Linked DNA regions of Homo sapiens: regions 1 and 3 are each linked to region 2. A link is a contact called in ENCODE Hi-C or POLR2A ChIA-PET data. All regions are on one chromosome and are shown on one strand. The core of a region is the stretch at or near the end of the contact, and the rest is flanking DNA. Distances in the headings are between cores, read along the strand shown. Region 1 holds the start of LUCAT1 (lung cancer associated transcript 1). Region 2 overlaps ADGRV1 (adhesion G protein-coupled receptor V1). Region 3 has its middle 35 kb from the start of LUCAT1.

What was found. A loop is a pair of places that touch in the nucleus more often than their neighbours do. ChIA-PET counts read pairs that join two places held with the same protein, here RNA polymerase II (POLR2A). Pooled maps may share reads with other maps.
Region 1: a map of sigmoid colon shows a loop between it and region 2 (4-fold over the local background). The contact joins the promoter of LUCAT1 here to the enhancer-like site in region 2. A Hi-C loop is called at or near these places in 3 of 168 maps with a recorded cell type or tissue (endothelial cell of umbilical vein, esophagus muscularis mucosa and sigmoid colon), 1 of 37 single-sample maps with no recorded cell type and 11 of 50 pooled maps.
Region 3: a map of endothelial cell of umbilical vein shows a loop between it and region 2 (9-fold over the local background). The contact joins two enhancer-like sites. A Hi-C loop is called at or near these places in 2 of 168 maps with a recorded cell type or tissue (IMR-90 and endothelial cell of umbilical vein) and 16 of 50 pooled maps. POLR2A ChIA-PET finds 5 or more read pairs at or near these places in 2 of 52 experiments (H1 and MCF 10A).

What each region holds. Positions count from the first base shown.
Region 1 is chr5:91,312,641-91,316,388 of GRCh38, reverse strand. It overlaps LUCAT1 (lung cancer associated transcript 1), which reads left to right and starts at 1,987. Exons shown (of 5, transcript NR_103548.1): 1 at 1,987-2,309; 2 at 2,612-2,751; 3 at 3,160-3,311. RefSeq lists enhancers at 1,688-2,475, 1,363-2,562.
Region 2 is chr5:90,930,516-90,934,180 of GRCh38, reverse strand. All of the region lies in intron 83 of ADGRV1 (adhesion G protein-coupled receptor V1), which reads right to left. Among named protein-coding and RNA genes, the nearest start is that of ADGRV1, 370 kb to the right of the region's middle. Within about 2 kb of position 2,045, at least 5 of the 41 ENCODE cell types and tissues checked have a DNase peak (open chromatin) inside an H3K27ac peak, as active enhancers do.
Region 3 is chr5:91,277,952-91,281,672 of GRCh38, reverse strand. No RefSeq gene overlaps it. Among named protein-coding and RNA genes, the nearest start is that of LUCAT1, 35 kb to the left of the region's middle. RefSeq lists enhancers at 272-1,213, 956-1,215, 1,214-2,155. Within about 2 kb of position 1,517, at least 39 of the 41 ENCODE cell types and tissues checked have a DNase peak (open chromatin) inside an H3K27ac peak, as active enhancers do.

The sequences.
Region 1 (3,748 bases), core at 738-3,237, 380 kb before region 2:
ACCAACATTTGTCAAACAAAAAAATCTAGAGAATACTGCTCTTTAATGACCAACATGAAAGTACTGTGCTACTAAATTTTATATTTATTTATTTATTTACTTATATTGAGACAGGGTCTCTTTCTGTCACCCAGGCTGGAGTGCAGTGGTATGATCATGGCTCACCACAGCCTCCATCTCCTGGGCTTAGGTCATCTTCCAGCCTCAGCCTCCCATGTAGCTGGGAACACAGGTGCATGCCACCATATCCAGCTAATTTTTTGATATTTTTGTAAGGACAGGGGTGTCACTCTTGCCTGAGCTGGTCTTAAACTCCTGAGCTCAAGAGATCCTCCCACCTCGGCCTCCCAAAGTGCTAGGATTATAGGTGTGAGCCACCATACCCAGCCTACTAAATTTTAATAATGGTAACTTCTGCAATTTTCAGGAAATAGCTACTAGGTAGGATTTCCTCCTAGGCCACTTTTCTCTTTTCTTTTTTTCCCCCTTCCCTTTCCCCTTCTTCTCCTTCCCCTTTTTCCTCTTCCCCTTCCCCTTCTTCTCCTTTCAGAAGGAGTCTCGCTCCATCACCCAGGCTAGAGTGCAGTGGGGTGATCTGGGCTCTCTGCAACCTCCATCTCCCAGGTTCAAGCGATTCTACTGCCTCAGCCTCCGAGTAGCTGGGATTATAGGAGTGCACCAACACATCTGGATTTTTTGGATTTTTTGTAGAGACAGGGTTTCACCATGTTAGGTCAGACTGGTCTCCAACTCCTGATCTCAAGTGATCTGCATGCTCCGGCCTCCCAAAGTACCGGGATTATAGGAGTGAGCCACCACACCTGGCCTCTAGGCCACGTTCTTAAAGCTTTGTCCTGTCACCATTTATCTGCCAGGGACAAAAACAAAGAAACAAACAGAAGTAAGCCGATATCAAGTAGAAAAAAAAGCAAAACAAGTTAAGATTCTATTATGCTAGGAAGGTAGGTATAGATAAGTTCCTATAGGACCCTAATGGTCAGGATATTGAATTTCGACTTTATCCTGAAGACAATAGGGAGTCTTTGATATGGAGACAGACTAGAAATGTAAAATCAGTCTCTACATTTCAGAAACAAGGCTGAGTGCCGTGGCTCATGCCTAGAATCCCAGCACTTTGGAAGGCCGAGGCGAGCGGATCACTTGAGGTCAGCAGTTTGAGATCAGCCTGGCCAACATGGCGAAACTTCGTTTCTACTAAAAATACAAATAGCCAGGTGTGGTGGCAGGCGTCTGTAATCCCCGGTACTCAGGAAGCTGAAGCAAGAGAATTGCTTGAACCCAGGAGGCAGAGGTTGCACTGAGCCAAGATCACACCATTGCACTCCAGCCTGGGCAACAGAGTGAGACTCAGTCTCAGTAACAAAATCTAGGCTGGGCGTGGTAGCTCACGCCTGTAATCCCAGCACTTTGGGAGGCTGAGGTGGGCGGATCACCTAAGGTCAGGAGTTCCGGAGCAGCCTGGGCAACATGGTGAAACCCCGTCTCTACTAAAAATGCAAAAATTAGCTGGGTGTGGTGGCATGCGCCTGTAGTCCCAGCTACCAGGGGAGGCTGAGGCAGGAGCATCACTTGAACCCGGGAGGTGGAGGTTGCGGTGAGCCAAGATCACACCACTGTACTCCAGCCTGGCTACAGAGTGAGACTCCATCTCAAAAAAGAAAAAAAAAAAAGAAAATCTATTGACAAGATTGACAAGAGTTCATTTTAAAGATGATTCTCTACACTTGGAGCATGGGATCTTGCCTGTCAGCAATTTTCAGCCGTCTCCAGATTAGTAACTGTGACTTGCCACCCTGGTTGATGGGCTGGCAGGAAGGAGTGTGTCATATCAGAGATTGCCACAGACACCCAGGGCAATGTGATTTGTCACTTAAAGAGGACGGCAGATCAAGAGCATCTCATCCTCCGGCTGCTGAGTCATCCTGCTCTGGCAGTTATTTAAACAGAAGGCTCCAGGAGACATACAATCAACACTCCACTCAGACAATGCCCAGACCTCCAGAAACCATGTGTCAAGCTCGGATTGCCTTAGACAGGTGCAATTTAAGAACAGCTTTCATCCTCTTTTCTCTCATATTGTCACACTATGTGTTCTGACTTCTGGCTCCTTTCCTCACAAGAAGCTCACCCAGCTGGAACTCTTATGGGACCTTGGCACCAGAGACCACAAATTCCTCTTTGAAGTTTTCTAACAGCAACAATGGTATTTCTGACTTGGCTTTCTTGTATTTCTCTCACGTTAACAAAATTGGTTCAGCATCTACCATGGGCTACATGCTGAGCTACAGGTAAGGTTTGGCTAAAGGATGAATAAGAACCCCTCCTTGTCTTCAGGAGTTTGTCTAGCAGAGGAGTCTGTCATGTAATCAGGAAACTCCAGTACACAACGTGATAGCTCTAAGACAGGTATATACAAGATGATGTTCTGGACCTTAACTGTTTGGGGAGTACTACTGCCTTTGTCTAAAAGCCATCACCCTTTTTATATGCCATTTGGGAGGAACTGGGGGGACGTGGGAGGCTTCAAAGGGTTATGGGAGGATGGACATTTTAAAAGGGCTTTTCTTTTCTTTTTTTTTTTTTGAGACAGAGTTTCGCTCTGTCGCCCAGGCTGGAGTGCAGTGGCGCGCGATCTCGGTTCACTGCAAGCTCCACCTCCCGGGTTCACGCCATTCTCCTGCCTCAGCCTCCTGAGTAGCTGGGACTACAGGCGCCCGCCACCACACCCAGGTAATTTTTTGCATTTTTAGTAGAGACGGGGTTTCACCGTGTTAGCCAGGATGGTCTCGTTCTCCTGACCTCATGATTCACCCGCCTTGGCCTTCCAAAATGCTGGGATTACAGGCGTGAGCCACTGTGCCCTGCCAAAGGCCTTTTCAAATCTAACGATGTACTCACATTTCCACCTGTCTGCCAGCCCTTGTCCAGTTTGACCTGGGCACTCACTGCTGCTCTGGTGGTGAGTACTGCTGATGGTTCTTTTCCCTGCCCATCCTTGAGGTGCTCGCTTCAATATGTCAAATGAGGACTCTCATTACATTTGGCTGTCATACATCAGCCACAACTGTCCTGCCCAGAAGAGCTGGCCTTGGCTTTAAAGCCTACATCCTGGCTGACCTTCTTTACTGCTTTATTAAGGAATCCAACTTGCTGTTTGCTATCACATGTGCTATACATGCTGTTGATGAAACTGCTAAAGGGGCTGAATGTGACTGACGTCTTTGGAAGGATGAGACTTAGCGTGCCTGTACAGTTGTGTCCAAATGCTGTCCTCATCTCCCAATGAAAAGGTATTGTAAATAAAGAGAAAGATCAGAGGCTTATTTTAAACACTAAATATGAGCTAGGAGCTGTCCTAGACACTATGTAAAAGTTTTATTTAGTTCTCACTGTAATGTTGGCCTTATGTTAGCATCCCATTTTTCAGACTGAGGAAATTATGGCTCAGAGAGGTTAAGAGACTTATTGAAGGTCACACAGCTCCACAAACTTTGGTGTAGATTGAACGTGTACATGGGTCTATGTGACTTTGAATCTTGCATTCTTTACATTATTGGAATATTTCACAGAAGGAAAATGACATATTAACATGGCAATAAGATTTCTGGTTCCAGTCTGGTTACTGGTCTTCCAAGAGTGTTATAGGATGTATAGCCTGAGCTCTGAAGCTTTGTTCTGAAGCATGCTATCAATATGAACAAATTGGTATGGAAGGAAGCCACAAATT
Region 2 (3,665 bases), core at 796-3,295:
AGGGTCGGAAGGGGAGAGATGAAGAGGAAGCAAAGAGAGTGAAAAAATGAGGTGAGACTATGCCAACTTCCAGCAAGAAGAACAGACAAAACCCCTGCAGAGGTTTAGGGATCTGAGGTCAGTAAGAACCCATGGCTACTTTTCTGAAATAGTTTCTGGAGTAGAAAGGCTACAGTCTGTGTCTAGGCAGCTGTGCCTGCGACAGGCCCCTTGCCTACCTCCCTAGATGGCTCAATGTTACAAGAGTCCCCAAAGGCCTACGTGCAGCCACAGAATAAGGCCAAAGGAGACCAGAATTGACAGATTGTTCATACCACCTAGCAGAATAGGGCTCAATTCAGCTGTGAACAAATAGTTATATTCCTCACATATCTCTGTGTGTGGACTGAGATTCACACCTGCTACAAGAAAATGGGCATTCCAGGCAGAAGGAACCTAAACAAAAAACAGAAGGATTGGAGGGCAGAGAACTTCCCGGGAGAACCAAGTAGAGGCCTAATAGTGAGGGTTTTTGAATACCAAATCAACTCAAAAGTTAGAGAGATTCTCTGAAAAGTTAGTCTCATCAACCAACTCTTCTGCACAAACCCTGCCAGTGACTTTCTATCTCATTTGGAGAAAAATTCTACTAGGTCCTGGCACATCTCACTAACTTCATCTCCCACCACTCCCCCTCACATTCCAGAACCAGACTCACTTACTGCCCTTAAAATAAACCTCAGGACTATATTTGCTTTGCCCTTTTATCTGGAATGTATCCCCCAGCTACATGCATAGCTTTCTTCCTCATTTCCCTCAGATCTCTGCTCAAATAGTATCTTCTCAGATACATTTTCCTTGGCATCCCTATATAAAATAGTTCTGCTTCTAACACTCTTAATCCTTTTACAACATTACCCTTTGTCATTGCAATTAATCCTACTCTGGTGTGCACCCCTGCCTTGCCACCACTACCACCAAACATAAACACCATGAGTAAATTTTGTTTGTATGTTCATTGCCGTAAACAAAATATAGAACAAGGCCCGACACAGAGCAGACACTCAATAAGTGAATGAATTGATGGGACCAGGTCTCAAGCTCTGAGATTAAAAAATTTGAGAAATCATGCTTTTTAAGTAAACCAACCACTTTCAATTTGAAGTTCATTAAAAGTCTTCAGAGAGTGATTATTCCGGGATCACTAATAACTCTAATTTTATACGTATAATTATATACGTGGGGCCTGCATATCAATATGTGACCAGCACAATGTGTGATGAGAGTGACTTTCACATGCCACTGAGCAAGTGTCCTTTTTATACAGTCTTGTTGCTGTGTGTTTTTACATGTATACATATATGTATGTGTGTATACTATGTGTATGTATACACACACACACACACAACTCACGACAAGCCTATATTCTCTGATTTTTTTTAATCTGAAAGCTTTTTCTGACACAAATCACTGTTTGTCTTTTGCAGCGATGCATTCTATGGTGACTTAATGTTTTCAATTGTTCACAACTGAGCTATACTTAGAGATCTATATGTTTTTACATTTGAAAATAAATATCAGGGAGAATATTACTATTTTAAAGGTAATAGTAGAACTTTTAGTGAACACTTGATATCAAACACATTGTGTTTTTCTAGTAAGTTAAGCATCTCTCCACAAACTAGTACCTTGAAAAACAAGTACCAACCAAAACATTTGGAAGTTGTTTTTGTTGGTTTGTTTTAAACAACAACAAAAAAGGCCATTTCCACTAGCAAACAGAAGCAAGGTACAAAACTTAGCTTAGTAACAAAAACACAAAAGATGAGTAAATACCCACAGGTTTTTATTGGGGAAAGTCAGCGGGACACCCTGGGAAACAGAGCTTGGAAAGAGTGCCTCCTAGTGGGCAAACTAACTCAATGTAGACGTGATGAGATGGAAAAGTACCTTTTACACGAAAATGAAATGGGATATTTGGGAAATCATACCACTAATGAAAAAACATTCACAGCCCTGAGAACTCATTTCCTGGCAAGTTACCACTTCCTTGAATTCTCTCACCTGCTAAAATGATTACATACAGATTTACCCACGAAGAAAATAAACTAAGCTGCCCTGCAATGCTTGAGAAATCCCTTCTAGCAAGTGGAAAATTTATAACAATTTATGTGGAGAAGGAAAATAAAACAAAGTGAGTAAAGTAAAAATCTAAAGCTAGAGTCCCTCATGCTTATCTTTGCTGTTTCAACTTTGTGCCTCTGCTCTTATGGACCATTCATTTTATGTCCACTAAATATTCAATTAAGTTTTCAGATTTTAGGGGCTTAAATTTATTTAAGCAGCAAGGAACATCAATTTTTCTCTAAGCCAATATACGGTAAAGGATTTTCAAGTATATGCCTGTCCAGAAAGAGTGATTTCATTTCTTTTCATCAATTAGGAAACATGCGTAATTATAGACTAACAAGTAGGAATTAACCATTATTAAAATATTTCTTTTAAGAAATTGTGTTGTCAATTTTAATAAAATGTTTGTTGAATTATGCTGTTTTCCATACTTCAACATAATCACATATAAAATTTGGCACATAAGCAAAATGATTTTTTTCTTACAATTTGTGATTTTTAAAAATATGCTGACTTCCAGGTAGAATTATATTACTTCAAGAAAAGCAAACATTTTACCTAGTGAAATTTGTCAATTTGGGCATCACTAGGAGAACTGAACTAAGAAAAGGAATTTGATTTATAGAAACTATTTGAATGTATCTAGCTCCATAAGTGAGCTAGCTTCATTAAGTGAGCTGGATACATTCTTGGATAAGTGACTAACTTTTTGGAAAACTCATCCCTTCCACATCACCCCTTTGCCCTAAATCTTCACTGTATAAACTTGTTTGATATCTGGCCCTTGATGACTTAGCTCTTGTTTACCAGTCCAGCCTCATCCCCCATGACTTCTCAAATTTGCATTACCCACCAGTCATCTTAAACTGCTGTTTCATTCTCTTTCTCCATCCATACACGACATTCTGTCGGATCTGCCTGCTTTTACCAGTGCTGCTTGCTTTGCCAGGACACACTTCCAGCAAGTACCTCCTTCTCCCTCCTCTCTCTCTTCACCTATAAAAAAATCTACAAATCTTTCAGCTTTGGTGTCATCTATTCCGAGTCACCTTGGGATGAACAAAGTGGCCCCTTCTCTGAGGTCTCATGGCACAAGTTCAGAAGTTTTCTTATCACTGATGCAACATACTAAAATATTCTGGTTAGGTTTCTCCTTCAAAGTTAGGCAGTAGTAATCCCAGATGGCCCAGAGGGGACCCTCTGCAAGTGTTTAATGAATTGGATATTCTATATTATGCAGGCTCTCATATTGTGAGAGATATTTCATTAAAACCTAGGTAAAATTATTGTTACCGAACATGAAACCACAATATTTCCTCATGTAAGTTATTTACAGTAGTGCAAGACCAAGTTGATTAGGGCAGTAAAAATTATCAGGTAAGCAAAGGAGGATTATAGTTTCTGCTTGAAAATTTGGACTCACGTAAATTTAGAAATAACTCTCTAGTATTTAAAAATTAAAATTTTGGCTAACACTAATATTTGGTCCTTTTTTCTTTGGTTAAAAAAGACACATAAATACTCAGACACAAAATGATACTGTTTCATTGACAAGA
Region 3 (3,721 bases), core at 268-2,767, 350 kb before region 2:
CCTTGCCTGCAAGAAAAGCAGTCAAACTACACGAACACTCTATTGTTTTGCATCATTTCACACGTACACAGGGATAAGGAGGGAAATAATTCTCCCAATGAAGCAGAACCACCGGTAACAGCTGGCACAACTTCTAAAGACCCAGTCTGTCTTGAAAAACAGCCGCAAATTGTCCCTAAATAATAATTACCCCACCTGTATCAGGACTATCTCACTGACTAGCTGCACTTCATGACACAATACCTGCTATTAACTCTCAGCATGGATATAAACATTGCCATAATATTTTTTAAAACCAACAATGTATCATTTGCACATTAGGACAACAGAATGTTAGTTAAGGCACAGAAAACACAAAGGCATGGCTACCCTGTTCTTTGGTGACTCCATATCTAATTATTACCACACATGTCTCCAGTCTTTAGACAAATTTAGTTATTATAAGGGTGGTTGGACAAATAGCAAAGATTTGATTTTCATTAACAAAGGGCACATCAGAACCGAGTTAATCCTTCCCAGTTACCCAACATTCAAAGCTTCTAGTGCAGTCACTTTCTAGTCATTTTAGAACCCAGAGCAGTGTGACGATTTGATGCTTAAGTTTCAACACGTTTTATTAATCCATTCTTCTTGTGCTTCATTTAAAATATTGGAAACTATAAAAAGATCAGCGTGTTAATCCTCTGCCAGGAAACGGGAAAAAAAAGTTAAAAACCTAACAACAACACGAAAAGAGCAAGAGCGCTGGAATCTCAGCTTTGAGGAAACACATGGGATGAAAGCATCCGCCCAAGCTCTAACCATTTGTCACATGGGACTCTTCCCCTCGGGGGTGAATCCTGGATGTCCCCAGGATGGAGCGAGGAGGTCGTGCGTGCGGGCGAGTGTGTGACTGCAGGGGGCCTTGGCGGCGCGAGGAGGCGACGCCGCCCCCTCCCTCAGGCGCAGGGAGGGTCTTCCAGGAAGCGGCGGATCTCTGCTGACTCCGCGGCTGCGGGCCCCGGGCTGCGGCCGCCCAGGCCGGCACGTAGCGCCGAGCGTGACTCAGCGCTGACTCATCCGACTCGCTGCCAGTGGATTTCCCCCGTCAGCTGCTCGCGCTACTCCTGTCGCCGGGAGCTCGCAGGACTTCGCAGATACCGCTGCCTCCTTAGTCTTTCCTGAATAGCAGAGCAGTCCTGTCGCTTTAAACAGAGCAAGGCAGCTTTCACTGCTTTTGAATCCCGACCGAGCGGGGCACTGCCGTGCTTTGTTTTCTTTGCCTTTAAGAGTGCAATAGTCCACTAATCAAATTCTTTCATCAAAAGAGTGTTGGGACAAATCCCTGACATCGTCCTTCCACTGTGATTTGGAGATGACCTCCACCCAGGTTTCACTTCCGTTGTACCCAGCTCTCGTCTTATTTTTGTCCCTCATTTTGTGAATTTATCCTCTCACTACGCTTGATAACTAACCTTGGCGCAAACCCACAACTGTGGTGACGCAAATCAGGTTGGAACTTGGCATCGTTGTGTGCGGGCAGTGAGGGACTTACTGTAAAAACTGGGGCCTTCATAAAGGCGTTCTTATTTGCAATCCTACTTGCTGATTAGATACCGTGCTCATTTTCTGTCTGCCACTCCCCTTTGAAAGTTCCTGAGACAGGCCGGGCGCGGTGGCTCACGCCTGTAATCCCATCACTCTGGGAGGCCGAGGCGGGCGGATCACGAGGTCAGGAGATCGAGACCGTCCTGGCTAACACGGTGAAACACCGCCTCTATTAAAAAATACAAAAAATTAGCCGGGCGTAGTGGTGGGCGCTTGTAGTCCCAGCTACTCGGGAGGCTGAGGCAGGAGAATGGCGTGAACCTGGGAGGCGGAGCTTGCAGTGAGTGCCACTGCACTCCAGCCTGGGCGACAGAGCGAGACTCCGTCTCAAAAAAAAAAAAAAAAAAAAAAAAAGAAAGAAAGAAAGCTCCTGAGACAGATTTAGATGGACTGCTAAAACCTGTCCATCTAAATGGACCGGTTTAGATGGACCGCTCCCGGTCGTGCTCATTTCTTCTTCCCCAGAGTTCAATCTGCAGCGCAGCAGCAGGGCAGCATTTCTCTAACTTTACCGTGGACCGCCTGCATCAAAAGCGCCGCGGTAAAAATGCAGATTCTTGAAGCTCACTTCAAATTACAGACTCAGAATGTCCTGGCTGGGTGGGGGCATGGAGGCACCTGTCTGAGGTCGGGGCCTAGAAATAATCCATCGTATTAACCAACTACCTATCAGTGATTCTTAGGTACATTTAGGTTTGACAACTATAGCAAGAGGGCGAGGATGTGAGACATTATACTGGGTAGACTCTAGGACTCCTTACGATATAGAACACTGTGTTCTAAAATTGATGTTTAAGTTTTGATGGAAGGAAAAAATATTTCCAAATTTGGTTTTATATATTATATTGTTTGCTTTAACTGTATATTTATATAGACAAATTTCTTTTCTTTTTTTTTTTTTTTCTTTAAAGAGAGAAGGCCGAGGCGGGTGGATCATGAGGTCAGGAGATCGAGACCATCCTGGCTAACAAGGTGAAACCCCGTCTCTACTAAAAATACAAAAAATTAGCCGGGCGCGGTGGCGGGCGCCTGTAGTCCCAGCTACTGGGGAGGCTGAGGCAGGAGAATGGCGTGAACCCGGGAAGCGGAGCTTGCAGTGAGCCGAGATTGCGCCACTGCAGTCCGCAGTCCGGCCTGGGCGACAGAGCGAGACTCCGTCTCAAAAAAAAAAAAAAAAAAAAAAAAAAAAAAAAAAAAAAAAAAGAGAGAGTCTTTCTGTGTTGCCCAGGCTGGCCTCGAACTCCTGGGCTCAAGGAACCCTTCCGCCTCAGCCTCTCCAGTAGTTAGGACTACAGGCGTGCACCACCACTCGGCTCTTTTTCTTTCTTCCTTTTTATTTTTATTTACTTATTTTGAGACATGGTCTCACTCTCTCGCCTAGGCTAAAGTGAAGTGGTGGGATCTTGGCTCACTTCAGCCTCACCCTCCCCAGAATCAGGTGATAGTCCCACCTCAGCCTCCCCAGGGGCTGGGGCTACAGGTGTGTGCCACCATGCCTGAATAATTTTTGTATTTTTTTAAGAGACAGGGTTTCACCATGTTGCCCAGGCTGGTCTCGAACTCCTGGGCTCAAGGGATCCGCCTGCCTCGGCCTCCCAAGGTGCTGGGATTACAAGGGTGTACCACCATACCTGGCCGGCTCTTTTTTTTTTTTTTTAATTAGAACTTTGTTTATAAAATAAAATCAAGTTTCTATAAATTTTCTTTATTTCAGAGTAATATTTTTCCAATCTGACTTTGTGTCAGAATTACCCAAAGAGTTATAGAAAAACTCTTAATTCCTTGACCAGCCCTCAGGCTTAAAGACACTATCTCTGAAAGTGAAGCCCCCCAAATAGGCATTTTTTTCTTTTTTGACATGGTCTTACCCTGCTGCCCAGGCTGAAGTGCAGTGGCATGATCACTGCTTGCTGCAGCCTCAGTCTCCCAAGGGTCAGGTGATCCTCCCACCTCAGCCTCCCAAGTAGCTGGGGCTACAGGCGTGTGCCACACCTGGCTAATTTTTGTATTTCTTGTAGAGATGGGGTTTTTCCATGCTCCCCAGGCTGGTCTCAAATTTCTGAGCTCAAGTGATCCGCCTACCTAGACCTCTTAAAGTACTGGAATTACAGGCATGAGCCACGACACCCAGCCA